Linked DNA regions of Mus musculus: all the other regions are linked to region 1. Evidence: chromatin loops called from intact Hi-C (ENCODE). Cell type or tissue: left cerebral cortex. All regions are shown on one strand. Links, peaks and the distances in the headings refer to the core of each region. The heading gives the core; the rest is flanking DNA. Region 1 holds the start of 4430402I18Rik (RIKEN cDNA 4430402I18 gene). Region 2 overlaps Slc1a1 (solute carrier family 1 (neuronal/epithelial high affinity glutamate transporter, system Xag), member 1). Region 3 holds the start of Slc1a1 (solute carrier family 1 (neuronal/epithelial high affinity glutamate transporter, system Xag), member 1).

The links. Peaks named below come from ENCODE experiments on the same cell type or tissue, not always from the same donor. Only the 100,000 strongest peaks of a DNase experiment are listed, where the experiment ranks them.
Region 2: a loop joins it to region 1, with 4 times the contacts of the local background. A loop is called at or near these places in 4 of 42 quality-filtered maps.
Region 3: it touches region 1 in a loop (6-fold over the local background); 3 of 42 quality-filtered maps call a loop at or near these places.

The regions. Positions count from the first base shown.
Region 1 is chr19:28,958,796-28,969,590 of GRCm38, forward strand. 4430402I18Rik (RIKEN cDNA 4430402I18 gene) reads right to left here and starts at 9,037. Exons shown (of 14, transcript NM_001374140.1): 1 at 9,008-9,037; 2 at 8,799-8,874; 3 at 4,741-4,878; 4 at 885-933. The coding sequence starts at 8,837. Plpp6 (phospholipid phosphatase 6) reads left to right here and starts at 5,125. Exons shown (of 1, transcript NM_028922.3): 1 at 5,125-8,006. The coding sequence starts at 5,206. The coding sequence ends at 6,084. In left cerebral cortex, for the core only: CTCF peaks have their summits at 5,067, 5,605 (motif pointing left) and 9,179; DNase peaks (open chromatin) are centred at 3,790, 4,200, 4,514, 5,097 and 3 more places; H3K4me3 peaks cover 3,152 bases; H3K27ac peaks cover 2,661 bases.
Region 2 is chr19:28,898,580-28,906,579 of GRCm38, forward strand. Slc1a1 (solute carrier family 1 (neuronal/epithelial high affinity glutamate transporter, system Xag), member 1) reads left to right here. Exons shown (of 12, transcript NM_009199.3): 7 at 2,863-3,047; 8 at 4,107-4,214; 9 at 6,033-6,155; 10 at 6,754-6,948. Among named protein-coding and RNA genes, the nearest start is that of Gm52404, 56 kb to the left of the region's middle. In left cerebral cortex, for the core only: no CTCF peak of the experiment used is centred there; DNase peaks (open chromatin) are centred at 2,413, 4,415 and 5,910; H3K27ac peaks cover 3,513 bases.
Region 3 is chr19:28,828,842-28,839,636 of GRCm38, forward strand. It overlaps Slc1a1 (solute carrier family 1 (neuronal/epithelial high affinity glutamate transporter, system Xag), member 1), which reads left to right and starts at 6,294. Exons shown (of 12, transcript NM_009199.3): 1 at 6,294-6,491. The coding sequence starts at 6,401. The region is part of intron 2 of Gm52404 (a long non-coding RNA gene); the gene reads right to left. In left cerebral cortex, for the core only: a CTCF peak has its summit at 6,276; DNase peaks (open chromatin) are centred at 5,818, 6,278, 6,836, 8,307 and 1 more place; H3K4me3 peaks cover 2,892 bases; H3K27ac peaks cover 2,569 bases.

The sequences.
Region 1 (10,795 bases), core at 1,272-9,271:
GCACTGGAAATGTAAATGAAGAAAATGCCTAATTAAAAATAAAGAAAATGTTCTAATCAAATGATCTACTTGATTGTTGCAACAACACCCAGTTAATGTTTATAATAACCAAGAAGAATAATGCCATCCAGAAAAATCATGTCTATACTACAGAATTTTGTTGTGTTTTGTTTTTAAAGACAACGTCTCTTGTAGCCCAAGCTAGCCTCCAGCTTGCTAGATTACCAAGGTTAATCTTGAGCTCCTGACCCTCTTGCCTTCTAAAAGCTGGAGCTAAGAATCCTGTGCCACTACATGTGGTTTCACATCTATACTACGAAGAATGTTTATAACAATTTAAAACGGTGGCTCAGAGAGGTGGTGAGATGACTCAGGGGTAAAGTCACACAGGCCCAAGGACCCGAGTTCTAGCTCAAGATCTCAAAACAGAAGGAGGGAACCAACTCACCAACATTGTCCTCTGTCTCAAGCACACATTGTCCGGTCACACCCATATTCATAGGCACATAATGATAATTGTTATCATCTTATTTATTTATTTTAATTTTGAAATAAGAAATATTTATTGTTATTATTATTTTATTATTATATATTAACCTTTTTTTACAGGTTAATGTGATGACATCTGCCTATAATCCCATTATCCTGACAGTGGAAGGCAGGAGGAGAGAGTTCAAGGCCAGCCTCAACTACATAGCAAGATTATGTCTCTACGAATCAACCAAGCAACATGAACAATAAATAAACCACATGAACTCAATCTCACCATAGAATTTCTCTAAACTTAAATATCGACCAAACACAAATGTCACACTTCAGAAGCAGCAGAGTTCTGTACCTGTGAATTACACAGGAGTCTTTTTTTTTTTCTCCTAAGTACCTACTTTCTAAAAGTTCTGCGACAGCTCCAGGATCTATTGCCTCTTCAAATACCTACAGAGAAAAACAGGGAAAAGAAATGTTCAAAGGTTTACTAAAAGGTATTTCTAGAAACCATACATCATGTTCTTTCATGGGATTAGCATCTATAAAAATCAAGCCATGTGATATTTTAATATTCAAAAGGAATACTTTTAAGAAGCATGTGGTAAAAGTACAACAAATGGCGGAAGCACAGATGAATTAAAATGATCAGAATGGTAAGTGCAAAGATGAATTAAAATGATCGGAATGGTAAGTGCAAAGAAATTTGAGTTAGCTGAATCTATCACATGCTTAGAAATGCCATCAGTTTAACCTACTCCTCAAGCAAACACATCTTGCATCAACGTGGGTCTTGAATGCATAGAAACCTATTCTGCATACAGTAGGTACTCATCAAGTGATAACTAGATGATTCGTCTGTGCATGCAATTGGTTATGCTAAACGAGAAGACAGAGGTTTCACCCATGTGTATCACCAAAGACAAGTAGTGTTGGGAGTGACTTCTATCATCGAATGCAGGAAAAACATTACTATATCACCTTAAATATTGTCAGATCTGTGGGTTTTGTTCTTGAAATAAAAGGTTCTGAGCCAGCGCTGAAAAAGAACGGGACCTTCTGAAAGCAAAGGGTTTTCAGCTGTTCTTCAGTAGTGAATGTTTAAAGTTAAGCATAGTTCAATTTCTGCTTGAGGTTTTAAAGCCAGGTCACCTTTGAGGGCAAAATTGGGCACTGTTTTGTCTACTTGTGTTTACTAAGTAAATTCGGGTAGCATTTATTTTCCTAAACTATTTCAATAATTATATCCTTCCATTTCACACTGTTACCAGTTGGATTGTGTGGCCCTGTCAAAACTTACAGGTTGGCATCTAACTCTAGTCTCTCAGAACATGACCTTATTTCCAAATAGGATCAATATAAATAAATACGCTTAGTTAAACTTCGAATGAGGTCATAACACATGATTGATGCCTTTTTTTAAGTGAGTATTTAAGCATACATTTTTATGTTTTTAAAGTTAAAAATAAACTAAATTCATGAGTACACTTGAGCAGGAAAAAAATTCAGGAACCACACAGAGCTCAGAGGAGCCACTATTACACAGAGCTCAGGAGGAGCCACTATTACACAGAGCTCAGAGGAGCCACTATTACACAGAGCTCAGAGGAGCCACTATTACACAGAGCTCAGAGGAGCCACTATTACACAATGCTCAGGAGGAGCCACTATTACACAGAGCTCAGGAGGAGCCACTATTACACAGAGCTCAGGAGGAGCCACTATTACGCAGAGCTCAGAGGAGCCACTATTACACAGAGCTCAGAGGAGCCACTATTACACAGAGCTCAGAGGAGCCACTATTACACAGAGCTCAGGAGGAGCCACTATTACACAGAGCTCAGAGGAGCCACTATTACACAGAGCTCAGGAGGAGCCACTATTACACAGAGCTCAGAGGAGCCACTATTACACAGAGCTCAGAGGAGCCACTATTACACAGAGCTCAGAGGAGCCACTATTACACAGAGCTCAGGAGGAGCCACTATTACACAGAGCTCAGGAGGAGCCACTATTACACAGAGCTCAGGAGGAGCCACTATTACACAGAGCTCAGGAGGAGCCACTATTACACAATGCTCAGGAGGAGCCACTATTACAAACCAGGCATAGAGTTTTCTATTCTGGCGTGCAACCCAGAGCAAATGCAGTTACTCAGTTAAAGTGGACAGAGCCAGCATAGGACCCAAACCCAGCAAGGACACCTGGCATTTCTGATCAGTGAAGGCTCTGCTTTTGTTTTACAGTTCACACATATCTTCCTTTGCCTTAAAGAACTGGAGTTCCTCTGGCTAATGCCCAGAATGTTTTGAATTCCATGTGCTAGAGAGAATAAATGGTTAAATGGTACATACTGGAGTTATGGTGCTATAAAACCCATGTTTCTCAGCCTTCCTAATTCTGCGACCCATTAAAAGAGTTCCTCATATAGTGGTGACTCCCCAGCCATACAATTGTTTTCATTGCTACTCCATAACTGTAATTTTGCTGCTGTTATGAGTCATAACAGCATAATCTGTGTCCCCCCCCCCCACTGGTCTTAGGTGACCCTAGTGAAAAAGTCAAACTCTCCCAAGGGGTCGCAACCCACAGGTTGAGAACCACTGCTATAAACCAAAGAACTAGCTCCCACCATGCCTCAGGATGTAGCGAGATCCACACCACCATTCTTTGACATCCAGTCTCCAGGACTGTGAGACAGTAAGTAAGTTTGCTGCTTGTGGGCTACTTGTGTATGTGAGCTCTAAGAACCTAACATATCTACCTACGTTACGTGTAAGGGTTTTTCTCAAGGGTGATCTTGGGAAGCAAACACTTAGCTTAGTCTATTCAAATACAATGGCTTGTGAATTTTTATGAGGAATTTGTTTACCCACGTACTTTTAAATTATTCAAATCTAAGCCATGCAAAGAGATGTGGGGAAGGAAAATGCTTTTGCTATGTGCCACACGAGTTTTCAGCTAAAGAATGGAACAGATCTCAAGAAACCTGGAACTAGAAGAAACTAGAATATGAGCCTAAACAACTCAAAGAAAAAAAAATGGTTCCATGGTATGTTTGACTAGAAACCTCAGGCTTTCCCACCCAGCAGGAGAAGCATCTAAATTGTGAATCTCAGGCATTCTCTTTTTTAAAAACAGAGGTGGTCAGATTAAGTTAAGTTCCCAAGGTATTGATGGATGTATCATGCCCTGTTAGAATAATTTCATATCTATGCACCTCTTACAATTCTATCTTAGAAGTCTGGTACAGGGCCAGCAACTGGTGAGTGGGGAAAGTGGTGGGGGTCATTTTCAGCACCTACTTCACACCATGTCTATCACCCACATATGGCCAGTAGGACCATCTGGGTTCTGACTATTTCCCAAGATAATATCCAATCACTTTTACCCAACCAGTTTCACGGACGTTTTTCCAATGAACAGGCTGCAGTTTTTAAAAACGCATCTTTTCTCTCATCCTTGGATTACAAGAAATAGGTAGGTTTCTGGAAAACATCTTCCAGACTTTAGGATCGATATGTACAATCTTCCCTCCACCCCAAAAGTCCACCTTAGGGGACCCTGGGCAAAACCACTAGGTTTACTAAAGATTACTCCAATTTCAACTCCAAAGCTAAAACCAGAACCTTAGGGTGTTGTTGGTGATTGCAGAGTATTGAATAGTCAGCAGCATACTGCAGTGGGAAGCCCTGGCCGGTGATTTTTACAATTTTTAAAATCACAATTGCACTCATTGGAATGGAATCTAGCCCTTACTACTATTGTTATATAACACGCACATGACTTAAGGAAACTCAGAAAATATGAACAGCTTTCTTGTTTAGTTACAGGCTTTCAATTACCAGGTACAGCTGATTTGGTTATAGTTTTAAGTTATTTTCCCAAGCTTAAGAAAGTTTTTCTTAAGATCTGCAGTTTATTAATAGCCCCTTTCATAAATGCAATGCAACTGTCTCTAACACCTCCAAGAACATTCAGAAACGCTCTCTGCTCCAGTTAGAAAATGCCATGGGAGTTCCAAGAATAGAAAGCATCCACCAGGGTATTTAGCACTCAATTGACAGAACTTGGCTCAGGCCTGCATTGCAAAAAGCAAGACTTCCAAACTATGGTTTTTGCCTCAAGGCCGCTTGTACTTTTTACACTGTGTTAAAAAAGGGGGGGGGGGGCGGGGAATAAATGTACAAAACCACTATTCTTTATGACCATTAAACTGGTTTCAGACAGCAAAACCCACTGAGAAGTCAAAATCACCTTTACAAATCTCATGCTCTGTTGAATCACAACAGGGAACACAGGGGGAAAGCAGTCTGTCTCCAGGTACTGATTCAGAAGGTAGACTCCAAGGTACACAGCTTCCTTGTCCGGCAGGAACACTCCGGGGCAAGAAATCTTAAAAAGAAGAGGAGGGCAATCAAGGGATTGGTTTTTTTTGTTTTTTGTTTTTTTTTTTTTTTTTTGTGCAGAGGGGCTGTTTATCCTAACCTCCCACAGCTCTGAAATGACGCCATCACTGCGTCCTTCACCTGCACTTCCCACCTCTCCTCAAGCTGGTACTCCCGGTTCCCTCCCACGTCTCCGCCAGGTGTCACAATCGTGCTCTGCGGCTCGGCTCCTCGGCCCGCCCTCCGGGATGGCAGTGCGGAAGCGGAAGAGGCTGACGGGCTGGGAAGCCTGTCTCCGGTCTGCCCGGGTCCCCGGGACCGGCCTCCCTCCGCGATGCCGAGCCCCCGGAGGACCATCGAGGGACGGCCGCTGGGCTCCTCGGGCGGAAGCAGCGTCCCGGGCAGCCCGGCCCACGGCGGTGGCAGCGGCGGCGGCAGGTTCGAGTTCCAATCGCTGCTGAACTGCCGCGCGGGCGCGGACCCCGCCTGCGCTCGGCTGCGCGCGTCCGACAGCCCGGTGCACCGGCGCGGCTCCTTCCCGCTGGCCGCCTCGGGCCCCGCACAAGCAGCCCCGGCCCCGCCGCCGGAGGACGCCCGCATGAACTTGAACCCGTCCTTCCTGGGCATCGCCCTGCGCTCCCTGCTGGCCATCGACCTGTGGCTGTCCAAGAAGCTGGGGGTGTGTGCTGGGGAGAGCTCGGCCTGGGGCAGCGTGCGGCCCCTGATGAAGCTGCTGGAGATCTCAGGGCATGGCATCCCCTGGCTGCTGGGCACCCTCTACTGCCTGCTTAGGAGCGACAGCTGGGCCGGGCGCGAAGTGCTGATGAACCTGCTCTTCGCCCTGCTGTTGGACCTGCTGCTGGTAGCTGTGATTAAAGGGCTGGTCCGCAGGCGCCGACCCGCGCACAATCAAAAGGACATGTTTTTCACCCTCTCGGTGGACAGGTACTCCTTTCCCTCGGGCCACGCCACGAGGGCCGCCCTGGTGTCGCGGTTTATCCTAAACCACCTGGTACTGGCCATTCCACTGAGGGTGCTGGTGGTCCTGTGGGCCTTCGTCTTGGGTCTCTCTAGGGTCATGCTCGGGCGGCACAACGTCACTGATGTGGCTTTTGGCTTTTTTCTGGGCTACATGCAGTACAGCATTGTGGATTATTGCTGGCTGTCACCCCACAATGTTCCAGTTCTTTTTGTACTGTGGAATCAACAGTGACACCATCTCATTGATTATTGACACCTTGAGGTCTGAAGGATTCCACACTCGAGGATGCTGACCTAAGCCAGAGCCATCTAGTTGCCCCTCTGGGCAACTTTGGGAATTCTGGGATCCCACTGTCTTGACAGGTTCCTAGACCGGAGCGCATGCTGGCTATTACTGAACACGGCCATACTTGAGAAACAAAGTCTACTGTGTATTTGACAGCTATTTATCACCAAGACAACTGTAAAGAAATCAAGCTGGCTGACTGTATGATTGCTATTTACTTAAAGTTGACAACGTTAATGAGTAATTCCCCTCACCCCCCAAAAAAACAATGTTATTACTTGTAAATTAAAATTTAAGAGCCATTAGCTAGATAAACCATGTGCTATTCCCACCCTTTACCTGCAGTAAATTTTAAACAATAATTTTAAAGTTCAAAACAGATTTTTTTTCTCCAATTTAACTCTCTGAATATGTTGCCATAATTGGAGCTTTTTCCTTCTTCTGATTCCTTTAAGCTCTCCCACCCTTGTGGACTTGGTAGTTAAGAGGTTCCACAGAGTATTTTCCTTTCTGCTCCCAGTACCTCTCAAACGATCTTTAGATAGTTAACTTCTACTACTATTTAACGTTATCTTTTAGCACTCATAGAACAAACCAAGATATGGAAGAAGACATATTCAAAAGGTGGGCTTGTCTAAGGTTCCCACAGAAATGTAAGTATGAGCCTACTGTTTTGTTTCCTAGTCCCATGGACAAGTAGCATACCAGGGGGCAAGAAGCTGAGCTGCTGGGGAGAGTCAGGGGAACTAAGAGCTTAGAAGGAGGCAGACCGGGAAGTAGGCCATGGCCAGGGGCAGGAAATGAAGCCCTGCTGTCGGTCACCTCTACTAAATCAAGCAAATGGTCCTCTATTAAGTAAAAAGTAGAAGAGCAATGTGGTTCTTTTCAGTGTGCCTGCATAGCGTTCCTGTGTGTACCCCAAGGATAACTGTATGCTATCCTTTCCCTATCGGTCCCACTGTGCTGTGTTCAGCACATTTTAGGTAACAGGACACAACTTGAAACTTTTCAGGAGAGCCTATTGCCCTACGTGAGCATTAGGTAAAACTCTTAAATTTCTGTTTACATTGAAAGCTGTTCATTCATGGCGCCCCCCCCCCCCCAATCATAAGACCAAAGATGACCAAATAATATGGTAGACTCTGATTACAGTCTGACCTAGAAAGACCAAAGAGGGGTATGCTCATGACATCTGTAAATGCTGCTGTGTCTGGAAAGAAAGTCTTTAAATCACTGGTGAAAGTGGCATCATCAGATAATCTCAATGGCCACTTGTTCTGGCATTTATAAATAGAAAGGACTGTGAGCTGTGGGCTATGGTCTAATGTTCAAAGATATGGGTGGACAGGACTGTGGAAGATGGACATGATAAACCAGTTCTCAGTAGGAGGAAGTAGGACCTTCGAGAGTGGGAGTCTGGTACACCCATTGGAACAAGTCCTTCGATAAATAAAACAGTTATCACATTCCCACAACAACCTAAACACAGACTACCTCTCCCCTCATCAGATCAGCTAAGCTGTGAGGTTCTAAGAGGTCTAGGTGTGTTTAAATTTCTGAAGATCATTTTTCATTATAACATTCAGGCCAGACACTTGAAAGTGACTGTTTGTTCTTATAGTGTCCCCAAGTCTGCTAATTAAGGGCCCACTTCTACTTTCTAGTCGCACTTCTGAAATTCCATATTTTGTTTGCTGGGGCCTGAGTTTGCTGGCTTTTAAAATATAGATCAGATCAATTTACCCGACTTCATGAATAATCCTAAATTCTCTGGAATAAAAAACTGATTTCTTTGTTAATTACTTGTACGATGAAGGATGCCTTTAAAAAAAAATCAAAATAAATTAAACTGGTAATGTTGAATGATATGAGGTGAAATCTTTAATTTCTGCTTTGATGTAAGAGAGATCACTTGGCTTCTTGGGGGCTCCTTCCTCATCCTGAACACTTGAAATTGATACAGCCCAACTGAGAACTGTCAGCAAGATGGAACCAAAACCAGGACCCTCTCGTTTTTCCTTTCATTTCTACGCGCTCAGTGAAACCATAGAGTTTACTGATTACACAGCATCTCACTGGATCTCCATGCTGTATCCTCTTAGCATCCACTTCTAACTATGGCCTAAGCCCCCGTTTAACTGTGAGGCCACACTCCATGCCAGCCTTGGAGGACAGGAGAGCAAAACCAGAGGAATGGCTGACTCCTAAATGGGAACAGCAAGGTCATGGTCACGTGCCCCTGCCCCTCATTTAAGGAGGAGTTGGTGGGTTATCACAAAGTGTTTATTGTTAGATTGATTACCCTGTTGAAATGAGCAATCCAAAGCGATCCCTAGACGTGAGGGGACAATATCAAACGTGGAGCTTTAAAAATGTTATATTCCTTGGTTACTTTAAAAAAATAAATTCTTTCACAAATGAAAATCCTGCTTTAACCTAAGTCAGGATTGTTTTAAAGAAGCCAAGGAACATGTCGGTTTGGGAAAGAAAAATGAAAGGCGGAACAGATTGAACTGAGTTTAAAGGCTAAGAGATACAAGGGAGATAAATATGTGGTATCTTAGGGACAGAAGCACAGATCTGCCCCCCCAAACAATGTGTGTGCAGTAAGCAAAGGAGAACTTGGGGTGACGCGGTAGGTAGGCTCGCAGGTGTCTTACCGCCCGGATTTGGAGCTCCACCACCACCTCCATAGGCATCCTTCCCTGTGCACCGCAAAGATCCTTTGTGCTGAGCCTTGAACCAATTATTTCTTAGTTTACATCAAGGCAAGCGCTTTCCAGAAGCTTCCCTGACCCCCACCCCCTCCCCTTTGTTCCCCCATCAGTGCTCCCAGCCCAGGTCCCTCCCACCGGGACGGGTGTCTCACAAGCTTTGGAGTGTGAGCTTTCAGAAGGCTGAAGCGTCCGGTTGCCATGGACACTCAAACACTCAACCTTCTCCTCTGGAACTCCTGCGAGGCTGAGACGCAGGCGCATTTATGCTCTGCTGGGAACCCTACGTCTTCTCACCCTCCCTGGTGGTAGCCTGGCCCAGTGACTGTCTAAGGGTCCGGGAACCTGTCCACGGATGTTGGAAGTTTTTTTTTCTGTCTCTCCCTGGACACACTGTGGCCCCAATTATTGTGTTCAAATGTTTAACAGTTTCCATCCCCAAAGTACAATGTGATCATAGCTCCATTGTGTAATCATTTTTAGTGGCAAAGGGGCCCCAGACACTGGGATTCCTGTGACCATTTCTAGTTATCATAGTTGTCTGTCCCTTAGGGGACTCCTTGCTTATTAAATGTCTTGTTTCCTTCTTTGCCCCAGAAAGCATGTTCGCTGTCAATACATTGAGTAGTGTGCTAACTACAAATAGGTCATTTCTAAAGAGACTTAAGTTGGGAACCTCGGGTCAAGAAATCAGCTGTCAGTTCCTCTTCCCTGCACTGTTTAGCTTTCCTGGTAGTTTGAAGTGAGCATTGGATTGCACCATCCCCCAGGGGCTAGTTATTGTATTTGCCAAAACAGCAGTTACACTGTAGATCGGGCAGAAAAAGATTTCTTCACTGGCAAGAGAAATGACATTTTCCCATTATATGTTACTTAAAAAACAACAACAAAACAGCAAACAAAAGGAGAATGCGAGTGTTTTTTTTAGCCAATCAAAAATTCCCTGGAAGGTCTATGTCTCAAAAAAATGAAATAAGTAAAAACATAAAGATTCTTTTAAAATGAGGGCGGTACCATGTGGTTCCGTTGGTAATGTTTGCCTAGTGTTATTCATCAGAACAGAATAAATCTGTCTTTCATCCATGTCTGTACTGCTAGCACTAGGAAGGCAGAAGTGACAGAGTCGGAAATTCAAAATGAGCCTGGAATATTGTGGAGGTTGAGAATAGGTGTGTCCTTGTTGGAGGAAATGTGTCTGTGGGAGTAGATAATGAGACCCTTCTCCTAATAGTGCTTCTCCCTGGGCCAAGCATATTCAAACCACCACAAATAATCTAACGAGTTTGAGCGTCCGCCTGGACGCCATGAGACCCTGACTCAAAATAGAATTTTAAAGATTATCTTGTGACTTATTATTGATACTTTACGTTGAGGATCTCTGTAGTTGAAACAGTTACAGGGAGCTGTCCCTCAAAAGATACTGCTGACGATATTCCCTTCAGTAGCTATAGTTTATTTCTCTGTAAGGGAAACCTTGGGGTAATGAGGGACTCAGCATTTCATCTATACCCAGTTCCTAGTGCTCTCTTAGTACACAAAGATATATATACAGATGGTTCTCGGCTCTCTGGAAACCCGGAGCACAGACTCCTCACTACAGTTAGCTGCTACAAGACCTGTGATGATCTTCACAGGCAGGTCACCGGTGACAATACTAGTGTGACAAAACGAATTGGTAGCCAAGCTTCTAGAGGCAAAATAGAAGGGAGGAATCAGTTCTGATTGAAGATCTGCACAGAGGTGGGCGTGTCACATATGGTCACTCCATTGCCACAGCACTTCTCCGAGGACAGTGTGACCTGTATTTTACAGCCTCTTCCCCAAGGCTACATAACTCATCCCAACAGTCATGTCTGAGTCCAAGGGCCCTGCCACCTCCCTGCCTCCACAACGCAGAGATTATTGGTCCCTGGAAACACTGTCACATCTGCATACCCTGTTTC
Region 2 (8,000 bases), core at 1-8,000, 61 kb before region 1:
CGTTATGCGTCAGTTCCAGCTATAACCTTTTTTCCCTGCTAATGATAGAATTTCACTCATCCTGATGGCTAAATCAGACACCACATTTTCTCTATCTGCCATTCACCTGTCAGTGGGCACCTAAGCCATACATGTCTATGCTGTGTGGACAGTGCTGTGATGCACATGAATGTATAGGTGTCTCTGCGCTGTGGGGATGAGTGTGCACCTCCGAGTGGTACTGCTAGATCACATCTGGACCCTTGCTGGCGCTTATTTTCATGATGACTGAGGTTGGATAGAATCTCGGTGGACTTTTAATTTGTATTTCCCTGATGGTGAAGGATATTGTACGTTTTTCATATATTTATGGGCTATCTGTTGATTTGACTATATAAAATGGACAGAAGCATATTAGCAAAATGCTCTATCATGTTTCTAAGTACAAGAATGCTGTGATGCACTTTGCAGAAAAAAATATATCTGTTAAAAAGCTTTATTCGGGCATGTTGTAGTCCTGCTAGCTATGAACTCCATGCTAGTGAATCAACAGTGAAAGCCAGATGTCTCTAAATAGAAACACACACTAAGCAATGCCATGCCCTGATTGCTTGATATGAACAATGTGGCAAGGCATGTATACTTCTCCATGCTGACATGGTGTTCATGGGAACTGTATGGAACAAGAGTACCAGGAATAGAGCATCACAGAGTGGACACGGTGAGCCTGAGCTACTCCAAATGCTTGGGTACCTTGGGGACTGCCTGATGATTACAAGGCTATCAACACAGAATACAACCCCGAACCTCTCTGCCTGTATGTGATTCTGAGTCCAGACCGTCTTGGACTTCAGAAGAGCCCACAGCATGTGTTCTTGGTAGCAGACCGCTTCTCTGAATGGGGTCCAGTATCACACCAGAGTCAAGCACCTCCAGTGTTTCTTCAGCAAACTCAGGAATGTTCTGCTGAGTAAGAAACACAGCGGCCAGTCATCCCCATTCGTAGATTTTGTCACCAGAGGAGTAGACCATAAAAAAATCAATAGGCTTTGAGAGCTATGGCTATTTCACACTGTGAAATTGGAGAATCTCATTTGTGGACCTGAGGTGGCACTTTGTAGTAGGCCCACAGTAGACTTCTGAATGGTCTAGAAGGAAATAATTGTTCTGGGTCTGAGGGGGAGGGGAAGTGGGGAGAGAAAGGGAGGCGAGAGAAATGGAGGGAGATATTAAATGATTGATTTATGGAAAAGAATATTCAGTCAATTTAGTAATTAAAGCTGGGTTGATGGGACAAGCTTGTAATCCTGGCACTTGAGAGGTTAAGGCAAGATCATGAGTTTGAAGCCACCATGGGCTACTGATGGCTTTGTGGGCTAAAAGCACTTGCTGCTTTTCAAGAGGATCTGGGTTTGGTTCCTAGCACCTACACTGGGTAGCTCATGACTATCTGTATTGTAGCTCCAGGAAATCTGATATCCTCTTCTGGCCTCGTGGGCATCCCCATATACACAACACACACACAAATACACACACAATAATAATAATGATAATGATAATAATAATAACAGTAACAAATAAGTGCATAAATGAAACTTAAATTCAAGATAGGCTATCATTGGCTCCCTGCTCCCTACTGCAAAAAAAACAAAAAAAAAAAACAAAAAAAAAAAACAAACCCTTAATTTCTCCCAAATATAGCCATGGGTTCTCTGTTACGAGGCTTCTTCAGTTTTACAGCTTGCCTCCCAGGGTGAGGGGCTCTCCTCTACCCAGATCCACCTTTCACTTGCTTCTTATTCCCGTCTTTTGACAAGGTTCCACAGAGTGCTCTGCGCACCCTCCATGTGGGGATTGCTGCTGCACACTGGAAGTAGAACAGCAGAAGACAGATATGATATCTGTCCTCAGGCAGGGAGTGGTGCATGTCATCATCACAGAGGCCATGTTGCTTTGGGAGCATGTGAGGGCCACTAAGGATAAGGAAGGACTCATTGAAGCAGGTTACAGGAAGAGGCCCAGCGCATCACAACCTCTGCCTTTGGTGTGCATCTTTCTCGGGCATGCTTTGTCTCCTGGGTATCTACCCCTCACCTAGTTTTCCCTAATTTCACAGACATTCATGTCCTAGAATGTATGTACATACATTCATGCATAGAGAGGCTATGAGTTGATTACCTATAGTCTCAGCATTGGCTCGGGTTTCTCCTAGCTGGTCCTGTCTCTCCAGCTACATTTTAAGACCTTACACCATAGCCTGTGCAGTTAGAACATTCTAGCTGTTCCATAAACATTTTTTTTCATAAATGAGAAGTGACTGGTACCCCAGTGACTCATCAGCATAATTCTTTATAGACCTGGCCTATCCTACAGAGATTATGCTTACCCCTTAGTAAATTGCATGCTATTTTTTGATCAGAATGAAGTGATGAAATGATTCATACTATCAGATGTCTGGCTAGTTTTCATCTCTTTAAAATCCCATTGGTCACATGAGACCCAAGGCAGCAATGACTGTCCCTCAGCTTCCTTATCGGGAAGGACCAGATGGTATAATGTCCTCTGAATGTTCACGCTGGTAAACACCATGTAGTTCTTGCATTGTTAATTTCTATCTTTTTAAAAAGAAGCTTCCAAATGTCGCTAGTGGTTAACCCTGAAAAATGCCTCGATTATAAAATTCATAAAAACGTGCGACACCGCAGCATTGGGATTTTTCAAAAGACATGTTCATGGAGGAGCTTGTTAAGGAGACAAAGCCCCATAAACCTCAGTGGTGGGGGACAAAGTGTTTCCCATGCAGACTTCCCTCGCTGTCGTTTTACTTCTCAGAACTCTGACTCCCACCATGCTTCAGTACGTTTCCTTGGGTTTGATCCACAGAACAAGACAAAGGAATACAAGATCGTGGGCCTGTACTCAGACGGCATCAATGTCCTGGGCTTGATTATCTTCTGCCTCGTCTTTGGCCTTGTCATTGGGAAAATGGGAGAAAAGGGGCAGATTCTGGTGGACTTCTTCAATGCCTTGAGTGACGCCACCATGAAAATCGTCCAGATCATCATGTGGTGAGCAGTGCTGACTAACGCCGTATCGTTCCCACAGATAATGCCTTCTCAGACCTGGGAAGAGGAGGCTTATGCTCCTATGTGGGTCCTTCCTAGAGAAGGCAGACATTTAAAATCAAGATTGGGGGCATTACCCAATTTCACAACCTCCTCAGCAATTAATCTAGACCTAAAAGTCTGTCAGCCATTGTCTCTTGCCCAGAATCCTGGAGAGCATCTTGCACCTACCCAGCCTTCCTGTCAGTAGGGATATCAGAAAGTACTGGAGTACCTGAACACGAAGTGCTTCTTCTTAGGCCCGAGGTAGAAACGAAATCCAGAATATCACCAGCTGTTCTAGCCTAGGTCTGACCACATCTGATGAAAAAGCTGCTCTCTAGCATCCAGAGACACTGCGTGTCTGTCCCGCCTGTGAGATGCCCTGAAAGTTCAGGTCTCCTGAGAGACCTCTGCCACCCCTTAGCTCATGTGGAACTAGCTCAACATTTTATAATCTAAATAGTAGAGATTGACAGGAAAATATCCAGTAGCGACAGCCAAGGAAGTCATTTAATCTCACTAAAACCTCAGCTCTGTCATCTGTGAGAAAAGAATAATAAAACCAAGCCCAGGGCTAGGGGAAGAGCATTAAGTGAAGTGATGTGTGTCAAATGCTTCCCCAGCATAGGGCATAGCTAAATAGAGCTTTACAAATGGAGCTGCTGTGGCCACACACAGTGTGGTTCCTGTCGCCTTTCCAATGACACTTGAGAAGCAAGATGATCATGGCTGGAATGACCTGCTCATGTGAGATGAAGAGATAGAACATCCAATGGGGGGGGTGTGGATGCTGCATGTGTGCTTCTGTGGCACACATTCTTACCAGAACCCCCTTAATTTGGGGGGGAGGGGTGCTGGACTCAAAGCTGAGCCCTTGGCTTCTTGATTATAGCCTGTGGTTCTCCCAGGGGAGAGCACATGTCCACTGAGCATGCCCACACTAGCTGGTTCCCTCCCCAGCAACCTGTCTGAGAAGACCTGTGACATCTGAATTGTGCCTTTCTTGTGTTTGCTTTCTAGCTACATGCCGATTGGCATTTTGTTCCTAATTGCTGGGAAGATCATAGAAGTTGAAGACTGGGAAATATTCCGCAAGCTGGGCCTTTACATGGCCACTGTCCTGAGCGGGTATGTCTGACTCAAGAGAAGAGACAGAGCTCCCTGCAGATACATTGGGGTTACTGGAGAAAGGCCAGGGTGCGGCTGGTTAGATGTAGCTTTTCTCCCATGGAGGAGAGCAGGGCATCAAGGCTGTCCTTTAACAGCTGTACCGTAGGTGGATCATGCTGTGCTAATCGCCAGCTCCTGGCAGAACAGCTTGGACCAGACTTTGCCACACACTTCATTGCTTGTGTTTAAAACAAGAGGAAAAGCTCATGTGTAGGCTCTTGGGGCTATCTCCTATCCCTTACTTCCTTAAGAATATAAATGAATCAGGCAGGCAAGGATACCTCCCACATATCCCAGGGCTGAAAGGAATTAAGAACCTGGATAAATTCCATCTTCCGCAAGTAGGAGTAGGAGGGCTGGGTTTGGGTCTGAGATTCTTGCTGAGCTGGTGGCTACTGCCGTTGTCTTGTGTCAGAAGGGTGTCCAGATGTTAGGGCTGTTTAGTAAGTGTCTGAGACCTTTCAGAAGCCATAAAACAAACAGGAAAGGTGCCAGGGTTGAATCTCTTGCACAGTTCTTACAGCCAAGCTGTTTGCTCCTTAAGAAGAGATGCTATAGTTTCTGAATGGTGCCTCCCTCCAAACGTGCCCGGCAAGGCCAGGGTGGTTCTATCCGCTGAGAAATATGGGGCAATAGGATGAGTAAAAGATGCTGATTTAATTCCCACGGGCCAATCAGCCACCTTGAGCCATCAGATTCCCTCTCAGAACCTCACCACATTGAGGCGTTCCCACAACACAGCATTAGTTGTTAACCTGGTGTGCCGGAGAACACAGCTTTCCAGCTCTGCAGAAGCAGCCTGGTCCAGCAGTGTGTGGGACAGAGTTGAACTGCAAGACCACAGAGATGAGAGAGGCGGGACTTCTACTTTCTATTAGCCCTGAGCTGGAGCTGTTGCTGAGCCAGGCCATACCAGGGGTGGGGGTGGGAGGGGGGAGAAGTGGCTGTCTGGGATAATAAGCCATTTTTAATGGGGTTCTGTTGAGTTCTTGTCTCTTGTTCTATTTATGTTTCTAGCAGAAAACTAAACAGCGTAGTGAAGATCTCATGATTCTTTGCACTAAGAGGACTGTCTCCTCATACTCTCAAGATTGCTCTTTGTAGAGCTCACTGTTCGCTGTGCATTGTCTAGCTGAACAGTCAGCTCATCACTTAAATGTACACGCATCTGCTAGTGAGTCTCGTGTAGCCAGCCTCTTTTAGGGCAATCCGTAGATTCCTAAGTGAAGCACTCTGGGAGCACAGGAATAATGAAGAAGTTGGAGACAGTCCTAAAGTGCAAGTTTCTCCTTGTTGCAACTCTGACCTCCCTCTTAGGTAGTAGATGCCATTCCAGAGCTCGGTCCAGAGGACGTGGTGGGGTGGCCTGTGAGGAGAGCTATAATGAGGTATCATGGTTGGGGACAAATGTGTCCTTGAAGGGAGAGTCGGCTCAGCCAGGGAAGGTATGGGACATTTCTGTAGAAGGTGGCAGAGATGATCAGTGCACGAAGTGCAGGAATGCATTGCAGGGACAGAGCAGATGACGTGACGCTCAGCGAGCTTGGGAATCTAAATTTATCTTCAGAATTTGCTAATAACTCTGACAAGGTGTTTCTTCTGCTAAGCAAGCCTTGACATCCCCATCGGTGGAATGGGGACATCTGTTCGCTGTCAGACGCCCCTGTCTCACTGGGTCTTTGTGAAAGTTTAAAGATGTCGTGATTTTTAAAGCTGACTAAAAAGCAGGATCGGTGTGCAGACGTGGTATTGAGATTTTCTTCCTCTTGTTTGCAGGCTTGCAATCCACTCCCTCATAGTTCTGCCCCTGCTCTATTTCATAGTTGTGCGGAAGAACCCTTTCCGCTTTGCCTTGGGTATGGCGCAGGCTCTCCTGACAGCTCTCATGATCTCGTCCAGGTAACCAGGAGGAGAAGTGTTTGGGAGAAGCCGCCAGATAGTGCTCTGATAGCTTTTGGTGAAGATGACTGCAGCTTCTAGTTTTGATAGGCACCTTTGAGAGATGGTGCCTAAACTTTCTGTCTATCTTCTTGAATGTATTGTATTTCTCTACCGTTCCAAGTACTTCTTATACTCTCCATGTGGCCTGATACCCAGGAAAGATTCTGACGGGGGGGGGGGGGGAGCGGGGGGGGGGGCGGGCAGTGGTAGGCACAGCACCTCCTGTTTTTTGGTCTGGCCAAAAGTACCAGCATATGGACTGGGGAGGACCCAGGTTCAATTCCCAGCACCCACATAATGGCTCATGATTGCCTGTAACTCCAGTTCCTGGAAATCTAACACCCTCTTTGGGCCTCTGAGGGCACCAAGCATAAGGATATATATTCAGCAAAACATAAATACCATACACATAAAATAAAATTAGAATAAATTATTTTCTTAATTACCAGCATGCTTTGGGGCCCTTTTTTCACCTTTTAGGAAATGAGGATCTTTTGGGGGTGGAAACTGAGGCCTGGCCTTCTTAGACCTAAAGTCTTTTCTCTTGATCCCACAGTTCGGCAACCCTGCCAGTTACATTCCGCTGTGCGGAAGAAAAGAACCAGGTAGACAAGAGGATCACGAGATTTGTGCTGCCTGTTGGTGCCACCATCAACATGGACGGCACTGCGCTCTACGAAGCTGTGGCAGCCGTGTTTATTGCGCAACTGAATGGCTTGGACCTAAGCATTGGGCAGATCGTCACCATCAGGTGAGGTACAATGGCGCTCTCACTACATCACTGCTTGGACTGCCTCCAGCAAACACGGTCCGTGGAGAGAAACCGAGAAGGGCCCAGAAATGGTTCTGCTGGTCTATAAGTCCCTTGCCCAAGACGTGGTGGGGTAGATTCATGGCGCATGCAATTCCTGCTTCAGGAGATGGATTGCTGAAGCAGCTCTCTGTTCAGTTCACTGTGGCCAACAGGTGCCAGACAGTTGACACACCAAAGATTCAAGGTTGAATCTAGCACCAGTTCTTGCTCAAACGGGAGTTCCTGGTGGACAAGGGTTAGATACCCAAATAAATGCTGGGTTTGTGATAGGACTCTCACAGAAAATTGATGGGGAATCATGGGGGCCCCAACGAGAGAAGGATCAAACATACCTGGGAAGAGGAAAGGAGGATTCCTAGAGGAGAAAACAGTATGGATAAAGCTTAGATGAATGGGAATAGCAAGAAAAGACAAAGGATAAGTGCTCAGAACAGCAGAAATATCTCAGAACCCAGCAAGAGTCCAGATTATTATCATATGATAAACAGATTTTCATTTTAAAGATAATTAGCAGTATGGTGGGAGGCTTGGATGGGAGCAGGGACCACAAACTAGAAGATCAGTAAGTCCTCAAATGGCCTAGATCAAGACCTACACTGGGCATACCTCAGAGTTAGTGAATCAGAGAGCCAGTGTCTGGATTTAAGAGAATGCTTATAAGGTCCTGGTGCCTACACAGTGAGTCCGCAGTAAATGCAAGGAATGGGTGACATTATTTGGGAAGAGTTTGTAGAGAAGAGGGAACTGAGGAAGAAACCTCATAAAATCCTATTAGAGGTAGATGAAGGGGAAAAGGGTGGAGGGAGAAACCAGGTGGGAGGAAAACAGGGCCATCGAGGAAACCTGGGGTCAAGAGGTTTGCTTTCAAAGATTAAAATGCCCCATGTCTGATGCCAAGAAAAGTTCAAGTCAAATGAAGCCTGAACATTGATTAAGGAGGTAGGAGAAATGACATTGGTGGTGAGTTCCATTGGAGTTGTGTCCTAGGG
Region 3 (10,795 bases), core at 2,796-10,795, 130 kb before region 1:
TTCCAGCACTGCGGATGGAGACACAGGAGGCCCCTCTCTCCTGAAAATGTCAGGAAACAAGGACAGTCTGGTCAGAATGAGCTCTGTCACGAAGAGTGTAGTTGTAGGCCAATGCTTGTTTACGTGAGTGGAACACGTTCATCTGCCTACAACACACTAAATCCACGTGCTCACAATGGTACAGTCTCTATCCAAAGCTGCGAATACACCTGTCCATCGTTGAGAAAAAGGAACCTGCCCCACCACGTCTGCGGGAAATCTACTTGAGGCTAACCAAATAGTTGATTCCAGAAAATGTATCCAGAGTGGATGAAAGAACCCAAGTGAGGTAGATAGCACTTGACTGAAGTCCCAGCACTCACTCGGGACACTGAGGCGTTAGGATGCCTCATTGGAAGCCAGTTGTATGAGTCTGTGCCTCAAATAAATAAAAATAAATAAATAAAATAAAAAGTCATATGTAAATCCTTGGCATCATGCACAAAGGAGTAAAGAATCAGGGTGAGATAGATGAACTCGTCTCAATCATCACCAAAGATGCTCAAACAAATAAGAAAAATCCATGGAGGAATACATCACAGGTGAGCCAGCTGACATCAGGGTTCATTTGTTGAACTGCAGGTTGCTGAATATCAAACTTCTAACTTTCCTGCTTATTGAAAACACGGAGGACAGAGAATCAAGTAGGCTGTCACTTGCAGTGGCAATCCCGAATGTGGGGAACTGTGTAGGGCAGCAAACTCAGTCTCTTTACCACGTAGATAAGACCAAGATCAGTTGCAGCATAAGAGAGACTTTGAAAACTTAACAAGCCAGGTGTGGCAGCACACACCTATAATCCCAGCCCTTGGGAGGTGCAGGCAGAAGGAGTTCAAGGTCATCTTTAGTGAGTTTGAGGCCACCTTGTGATACATAAGAGCTTATATCAAAAAATGAAGTATGAGAAAAAATATTGACAAGCAAAAGTGTGTCAGTATGGGTCTATCAAGAGTCTGACATCCATTTGGTCATTCTCCGTGAGTCTGGCTGGCTTACCCTGTAGCAGGGCTGAGACCTGTGTCTGTGTGGATGTGGTTTGTTATGTAGTCTGGTTAGGACTCAAAGTCTCACCACAACCGGTGCAGGGAACAAGGCTGAAAGGGTCTGCAGGGAGGCAGTGCACACAGATTCCCCCAGACTCTGAGTTATCACTGTGTCCAGCTAGCAATCCATGGTGACTCCCAGGCCAGCATGCAGGCATCAAGAAGAGGAAAACTGGGAAGTGAAGTCTCTGGACTGCTCTCAGCTTCGCTACCCTGGCTGGCTGGCTAAAAGTTGATGAGTGCACTTGAAATTGGAAGGAATAGTGGAAACTTCCTAGGGAGTGTAGATGCCTGCCCCTTTTAATCCCAGCACTCAGGAGGCAGAGGCAGGTGGATTTCTGAGTTCAAGGCCAGCCTGGTCTACAAAGTGAGTTCCAGGACAGCCAGGGCGATACAGAGGAACCCTGTCTCAAAAAACCAAAAAGAGAGAGAGAGAGAGAATAAGCTTGGCAAGAGGGCAGGAGAGAACAACATCACAATGAACAGTCGCAGTTCTTTCATGTGTCACTAGAGTTGTGCTCTATACATGTCACTTATGAGTGATCAGTGACTCTGTCCTCATTGATCAAACACCCTGCCCAGTTTTATAACTTACTTTTGACATTTTAAAGCATAGCCTTATACCAGCCCTGGTGCACACACCTGTAATCCCAGCACCTGAGAGGTGGGAGTGGAAGAATCAGGAGTTCAGGATTATCCTAGGCTACATAGTGAGCTGGAGACCAGCCTGGGCTACACAAAACATTGTCTCAAAAACAAACAAACAAACAAACAAACAAGCAAATAAACGAAGTATTGAATCTGTACCAAGCAGTCTTAAATCTGTGTGTACCAAATAATATTTCCCATGCCAGTCCCACATAATTTGATATTCTTATTTTTAAGAGCCACAGTCTTGCTAGTCAAGTCCTCAAACTTAAGATCTTCCCATCTCAGCCTGTAGTGCTAGGATGCACACCTGTGCCTATAAGGCAATATTCTGCTACAATATTGCCATTCTCTGGGTGACATTGTGCTATCAACCGACCTCTCCAGTTGAGAGGCAGACAAAGTGATGAATCAGAGAAAGATTTGACAGAATAGCATATGCCCAATTCTCACAAAAACAGAGAGCAGAAAGGCTTATGAGGTAACTTAAGAGAGAACAGCTTGGAGAGGAGAGGAGGCAGTTTTACCTGAAGAGTTTTACAGAGAACAAGATTGAAGAGAAAACAAGCTAGGCACAGGTAAACACAGAGCCAGAGAATGAGAAGGAGCCAGAAGATATGGCCAAAGTTAGTATGAGAACAAGCAGAGCAATTCTGTCAGAAGCTGAAAGAGAACAACTTGAATCAGTCAGTGTGGAGATGAGTTTAGCCAGGAAACTGAGTTGAACCAGTCAGCCGGAGTTCAGAAAGAACTATAAAGGGTGATCTTTTTCAGCAGAAAGTCTGAGAGGCTGAAAACATTCTAGGTCTAGATTAGATTGTATGGAGGCTAGAAGCTCTCATAACCCTCTGTTGTTCCTCTCACACTCCATTAACACTAATCCCCCTCCTCTTTCTACTTTCATGTCTTATCTGATGAGATCCACTAGGCTTGTTTACAGCAACCATTCTCTGATTTGGCACTGCTCAGTGGGAGGGGAAGTCATCCTGGTTACTGTAAATTTGGACAGAAGCCACAGCTGGGAGGTCCAAAGCACTACCACAAGCTCTGCTGTTGTTTTTCAACACAGATATGATGTGTCTGTCAACAACTAAATAGCTATGTGTGTGCCCACAGGTTAGTGCTGTCATCAGCTCTGCTCAGAAAAGCTCCCTACAACAGTCTTTAGTGAAGACAGAAACTCAACACTGGTCAAGAAGTTCTGATAAACTACATCAAAAATTACATACTCATCTTCAAGAAAGAAAATCATAGTGTTTTCTAGCTGGATGGATGATAGATAATAGTGGGTAGATGATGTTGGTGGACAGATATATGATAGGTAGATAGGTAGAGATGGCATTATCTAGCTAGCTGGATGGATGATAGCTAGATGATACTGAGTAGATAGATAGATGATAGATATAGATAGATAGATAGATGATAGATAGATAGATAGATAGATAGATAGATAGATAGATAATGATGAAGATAGATGAAGGATAGATAGATAATGATGAAGATAGATGATGGATAGATAGATAGATAGATAGATAGATAGATAGACAGACAGACTGGTAGATAGATATGATGATAGGTAGATAGACAGACAGACAGACAGATGTCATGCACAGCTACTACCTTATATGGTGTCTTGAGAAAAGGAAGCAGAAGCTAAGGAAGGTTAGGTAAATTGCTCAAAGTCACACATCTTGTATGAAGCAACTGCAAACGTTTAGTTTTTCTCTCCTATGTGCTGGTTTGTCTATGCTTGATAAAATGTATTTGTTCTTCAGTTTTTCCCAGTAAGCAATAAAGCCCGTTGAAGCACAGATTTCAAGGGCGTGTAAGAATAATAAACTTATTTCAGCCAATTCAGCTTTGTAAGAACACTGAAGAGTTCCCGTGGCAGTTAATGTCTCTGGTTTGTAATGCCAAACTCGAGATCAGAAGATAAAGAAGAGCCCAAGTCCAAGAGCATCTGGTACACCCGAAGTGTCCTCAGGGTTTACAGCCACTGTCACCAGAGGCTACCTGAGAAACTGATGGTCACTGGTGTGCCTGTGGCCTCCTCTATCACAGCTGCGTGAAACCATGGAACCATTTCTGCCTTAGGAGGGTGAACTGCAGCCATCAAATCACCCCAAAAAGGCTAGCCAGAAAGAGTTGGCCTTTGGTTTCTGGGTGTCTTTTTCATTTCAGATCAGGCTGTCACCTGCTGCTTAACAGTGTATGACAAAGTCAAAGTCTCTTTCCTTTAATCACTAACTAGATATCTCCGTGAGCCAACAGTAAAAGGGAAACGGTAACAATAAGGAACACCAGTTTCTTAGAAGAAGGAGGAGGGAACCATTGCATGAGAGAAACTTACTGATGGAAATCAACCTAAAGTTTCTCTGGATAAAGTCTGAAAGACTTAGGAGTAAAAGGAAGGTGTTCACATTTATTGTGGAAAAACAGCTCTAGCACTTCTTTCTCCTTGATTTCAGGTTCTAATGGCAGGAAAGTGAATTTTATCTTCCAGGCATGGGTGTGTTGCATTCAGGGGAAATGGCTCTCAACTACCATTCCATCTGACAACATTTGTGTCCATGGAGATACAAAGGTAGAAGATAGGAAAGATACATAGATTAGATGGGGAGAGAGCACACACACATGCATTAGGGGACTTCAACTTTGCAGGGTATTGCGTGTCCCCACCATTTCTTTGTTGGTTTAGGCTGAGAAATCCCAATGAAGTATGAGACGTCAGCCATAGCAACGGTGAATTTAGGAGTTTACTCCCCTGCTCTCATAAAATGGATGTTGAGCATAGCTCATTAAGGCCTCAAGTGTCATCTGCAAGTGGAGAGGATGAACCCTTAAGGAAACCCACCCCCAAAAAAACCCCAAAAAACTTTGAGTCAAGCAAACCAGTGACTGGAGCAACTTCTCATTAGAGCTCTGGGTGCCTCCCCCCGCCCTCAACATTCCCATATAGGAGGAATTAGTTCAATGACCAGACACGGAGGTGGGCTTCTCACTTCAATCCCTCCTCCTCCTCTGTCCTGTAGAGTGAATCTTTTTCTTTCTTTCTTTCTTTTTTTTAGAAAGCTTTCTTTCTTTCTTTCTTTCTTTCTTTCTTTCTTTCTTTCTTTCTTTCTTTCTTTCTTTCTTTCTTTCTTTCTTATGAGTACTCTGCTGCTGTCTTCAGACACACCAGAAGAGGGCATTGGATCTCATTACAGATGGTTGTGAGTCACCATGTGGTTGCTGGGAATTGAACTCAGGACCTCTGGAAGAGCAGTCAGTGCTCTTACCCGCTGAGCCATCTCTCCAGTCTTTTCCTTGATAGTTTGCCCTCTTCGGGAATTTTTATTCCCAGCTCTTCCCCCAAGAAACCAGTAATCTCGAGGGAGTTTCCTCTCTCCTGATTTTTTTCTTTTTTTCTTTTGAGAATTTAACACCTGGAAAGGAGGTGAGATCATTCATAGTATAGTGTGCATGGTTAATAATGCTTAATCCATTGTCTTTTGAAGGGTTTTTAAAAATCACTCTGAACCAAAAGAATGAGGCTTTAATTGGGGGATTCTAGTGGTCGAGTAATCTGGTCAAGGAGAGTCCCCTGACAGCCAACTAAAGAGTAAACCCCAGAATGCAAAAAGGGCACAGGGCTCACTTAGTTAGTGATATGCTAAGGAGATAAGAGTCTGTTTAAAACCTGGCGTGGTGGCACACGCCTTTAATCCCAGCACTCAGGAGGCAGAGGAAGGCGGATTTCTGAGTTCGAGGCCAGGCTGGTCTACAAAGTGAGCTCCAGGATAGCCAGGGCTATACAGAGAAATCCTGTCTCAAAAAACCAAAAAAAAAAAAAAAAAAAAAAAAAAAAAAGGAGTCTGCTTAAGTAAGAGTAAAACCAGAATAAGAAATTCAGGTAGCAAAGTGTGTGACCACACTAACCCAGATTCTCCCAACTACACCCTGTAAGGTATTTGGCCTTGGGGATAGAATAGGCCCGCCCACCTTCCCACACCAGCAGGCCTTAATTACCCAGTAATGGCCACAAGGCGAGTCCCTAGGGGTGCATTTGTTAAGTTGTGCAAGAGATGACCACGCCCACGCGCAAGGTGTACAACCAAGCCTTGGTCCGGGCAGATCCTGTCTGACCCTCGAGTCAGAGAATAATCCCGCAGGGAATATCAGAGAATTAAATAGTCCCGCAGGTAATATCAGAGATCACGTGGGGAAAAAAAACCCCAAAGCTGCTGACAGTGCGTCACCCCAAAGCTGCTCTGACAGTGTGTCCCTTCTTGTGGCTCTGAAGCCTGAGGCCCAAGGCAGAAACGCGTCCCATATCAAATCCCTTCGCACTGGGCTAGGGCTGTGCGTCCCCAAGGAGACTGGTGAGGATCGTAGTGGGTCAGAAGCTCCTCGGTGGGACACCTCCACCGGGAGCCCAAGGGGACTTGATCGCCCCACGCGCACCATCCCGCCGGGACGCTCCGCCCTCCGTCTCGCTGGTTGGCCCGGTCGCTGCAGCGAGCGGCGGCGGGAGGAGCCAGGCGCGCCCGCCACGCAAAACCACCGTGCTCGGTCCCCAGCGGCAGTGGCAGCGCTGACAGCGGCCGGTGCGCGTTGTCTCCACTGTGCCCTGCATCCCGCATCTCGCATCGGCCAGGCTACCCGACTCATCGCAAACGTCAGTGCTCACCATGGGGAAGCCCACGAGCTCGGGATGTGACTGGCGCCGCTTCCTACGGAATCACTGGCTGCTGCTCTCCACCGTGGCCGCCGTGGTACTAGGTGAGTCGCGCGCGGGGGCACCAGGCGCGTGCCCGAGGCCAGGCCGCGTGCGGGACCGGGTGGGCTCGGCGTGGCACGCGCTGCCCGCATTCCCCGGTACTGGGCCCCCAAGCTCCAGATCAACCAGAGCGCTTTGGTGTCACCCGGGGGAAACAATGTTCTTAACCCCCTCCCTCCCCCATACTGGTGCTCCACGGGCTGCTGTCTCTGCTTTCTCCAAAATGATCAGAGGGCGCGTGAAAGGTGGGCAGGGGTCCTTTGAAAACAAGCGGGGTTAAATGGGGTTTAATTTGATCTTCATCCTTAACTGTTCCCACCACTTGCACACACCACCATCACCACCACCACCATCACCTTCGTGCCCAACCGCGACTGTATGAATTACTGTTCTCTGTCAGATTTAAAGAGACATCTGAGCCCGCGGAATGGTGGAGACCTTGGGAATGTTGGAGCAGAGGGTAGATACCTTCTTAGAGGGTACCTCTCCAGTCAGATTCATGCCTCATTTCTGAGCCAGCAGTTGTGGTTCACTGAGGCCACAGGGAACCAGCGCTGAGAGAACCCAACCCCCTTCTTCCTCCTGGGCAAGCTGCTCACCACGTTTTTCTATCGAAAATAATATAAGCTGCTTTTATTTGTTTTCACACTTGGGTGTATTTAAGTGGCCCATGCCTGACATACCGCTGAGCCAGGACTAGGTGGATGTCCGGGCCATTGCTCAGAGATTTGAGTTACTTGTGTTTAGAATCTCATTTTCTGGCCAGGTTGTCTGTATAACCTAAACTTGGCAATGTGCTGTAGGGTGGGAACCCTGTGGGTCTTCACACCCCAGGTGGGGCCATCCAGCAGGTAAGGACAGGTGCACCTTGAGAGAAAGTGGATTCCTAGCCAGGCTCCACCCTCTATCTGGAAGTTACAGCTGCCTCTGCTGGAAAGGGGACGATGGGGCAGCCCCTTCTCCCTGGGCACTGCACCTTGCTCCTGAGTCTGGGAATGCTTGGTGTTGCCTGCTCCTGTCCAAGGTCTTCCCCGCCAAAAATAAAATGCCTTTGGAAGTTAATGGAATCCTTGGGGTCACATGGGTTCCTCCAGAACCTTATGCAAAGGGAAGTCAGGCTTCCAGTAAATAAATAACATCCTGAATCGCATTAACAGAGGATGTTGGTGGGAGGAGAGGAGTGCAAAAGAACCCACTAGTGTCCACTTTCCCAGTGCCAAGTGGTTTAGGGCGTTTTGGGGAAAGGTTTATCACTACATTTAAAGAACAGCTCCTACCAAGGGACTGAATGGATCAGAAGACATAGCCTTGCTTGTTTTCCCAATGATGAAGACAGAATTTATTTTTAAATCTGTTTTGAAAGCCTTGGAGGTGAGCAAAGCTTGTGGCTCCTTCCCAGTTCTGTGTGTCTGAAGCCCTGGGCACTGCAGAGATCCCACTAGGTCACCAAGTGCTTGCCACCAGCAGTTGGCATGAGTGTGGGTGCCCCACAGTTCACATACCAGTTCACTAGAGCCTGCTCCAGAAAGGAAGCCTACCGGTTAGTTGCTCATTGGCCTTTGGACCAGTTGAATAAGCAAAGTCCTCAGGCCAAGAAAGGGTTTGTTTCCTCTTATTTTGCAGGCATGACCTGTGGTCTCGAGTGGACCTGGTTTTAGTGTAGGTGAACCACAGGAACTTGATTCTGGAATTTAGTTTTGAGCCCATAAATTCGCCATGTAAAATTGCAAGTGCCCTGCTGAGGTCTTACAGGCAGTCAGTCCCTTGCTCTTCTCCACTCTGGTATGAGAAACCTCCTGCTTAGAATACCATCGGGGTGCTCGAGCAGACACTTGCTGGGGTCCTCCTCCCTGCTACTCCGAGAACCTTTGCTCTGAATGAAAACTCGAACCTCCCATTGCTCAGACGACACTGGCCGGCCTGGTTAACAAGCAATGGGATCCAAACCCCTGGTCCTAGGTATCTGTTAGCCCTTACTGCGTTACGATGGTCAGCTGTTCTGCAGCTGCCAGAACTGAGCAAGCAAAATTACCAGAGCTCTCACAAAGCCTTCTTTTGGGAGGGTTTTTTTTTTTTGCATGTAGACATTAAAAAAGAAACAAAACAAAACAAAACAAAAATGTTAAACGCTGTTAGTTCCTTAGTGAAATCTTCTGAGTATATGAGTATATCTATGGAAATATTTGGCCCCCAAGATAAGTCAGCAGCTATGACTCTGCAAAATATTTTGGTCAGTGAAACTAAGAGCAAAGTCCCCCTGCCACACACAGACACAGACACACAGACACAAACAGAGAGAGAGAGAGAGAGAGAGAGAGAGAGAGGGTGGTACAAGCCAAGCCTGTATGTAGAAGCAGGAAGATCAAGAGTTCAAGGTCAGCCTCAACTACATAGTGAGTTTGAGACTAGTCTGAGCTATATGAGACGGTTTCAGAAAATGTGTGTGTATGTTTTGCTTAAAGCCTCTGAGTTTCTGAGATACAGCTTGTGAGGGAAAGTACAATTAAAGATCACTTTCATTAGATGTGTGCCGTTAACTTGGATTTTAATGGCCAAGGAGAGATGCGTTGAGATAAATGTTTGACAAATCCTTATTTGCCAGATTGGAATTAAGTAGATGACTGTTTTTGATAATTTCTGTGAAACCCTACAAAATTCTGAAAATAATATTTTTGCCTGAGAGGATCGTTTTAATTGAGTTCACCGTAACTCTTAAAAACATTCCTGGACCCCATAGTGCAGGAGAATAAGCACAGAGCCTAGTCAGGAGCCCTGGACTTGAGTCTGGGTGCTGCTATCTAGATAGGAACATTGCTTAGTCTCAGGGGCCTTCAGCTCCTTCTTAAAAAACTGAGGACATTTGTGACCAGAGTTGATTTAAGATAACGTGGAAATACCCAGTTTGTGGCTGGCATACAATAGGCATCCAGCAAATGCTACATTGGAGAAAATACGAACTTAAATAGGAGAGAATAAATATTTTCTTTAGGAGTGGAGTCTCTTCTCTGCCTGCTGTCCGTGGTAACCCAAGGGTTTCGATGGCATGCTTCATTATCAAGGTCAATACCAGTCTCTGTAATATTTTCCACTTTAGAAGAGAGAGCAGGAGGAGCTGATGACTTTGTTTTAGATCCCGGGCTGGTTCTCAACTCGCAGACAGTCAGCAGGAAGAAATGCTGTGTTCCTAGTGGGAATGATGTCCAAGCAGAATTCCTATGTGTGAGAATTGAGCTATAAACATGGAGTAGGTTATGATGTCGGGGAGAGGCTTGTGGATTCCTCGTCGTACTCGCAGCAGGAAGCATCATTCCTCCTCCAGGCTATGTGTGGAGAGATCTACAATGCCCAGATTGGGGACTCAGAAAAGGCCACAGATATGGCTCGTATCATGGGGAGCTGTCAAACTTGTTCACTGCAGAGCAGTTCCTATGAAGCTCTGAGGAAGTGATCCTGTGTTGTTCAGACTCTGAGTTAGTTCCTCCAAGTTCAGAGTAACCCCCTTAGCCACTCTTGCATCTCCTGCCTTGGGTGGCTCTGGGGACTCCTGACAGTGGTCATTTGGAGGTGACCTTTGCTTTTTGTTGTTCCATTTTCTGACAAGTCTTTGACAGCCCCAAGGACAGGAATCTGCTGTGGCTCACGTGATTCCAGACTCAGCTCTTTGTCTCCCTGGCCTTGGTACAGCAGAATTCAAGAGTGAGTTCCTGCCTGCCTTAATGGGACACGCCTTTAATCCCAGCATTTAGGAGGCAGAGGCAGGTGGGTCTCTGTGAGGACAGCCTGGTCTACAGAGTGAGTTTGAGACCAGGTAGGAAACAAGTTGCACAGATATCTGGGGCATCCTGGCTTCTTGCATGCATAGCAGGGTGGGGTGGCGTGGGCTAGAAGGTCGAGATAGAGAGGAGAACAGGACAGGGTGACATGGTGAACCAGGTTCATGTTCTAGCAAGCTAAAAAGACAGCCTGCTCCAGGCAGCCTGCTGTGGAAGAGCAAGGGAATGAGGGCTATCCAGTAAATCCACTACTGCCTGATGGAGTTTGGTTCAAGTGAGAACTATCTCTAGCAGGATGGAGAGTTCCAGGAAGAGATACAATGTGGAAACGCTGAGCTGAGAGAGCCCCCAGGGGCCTTTGAGTGGAGCTAGGCAGCAGCAAGCAGTGGACAAGTGGGTTCGGAGACAGGCTGCACGGGCGATGGTGTACTAGGTAGATCACGTCAGGGTCAGGGAGAGATTAAAGCCTTGGGGACAAATGAGCCCATTTAGATGGAGAGAAGAAAAGAGCCAGAACTGAGGACTGCAGAGAG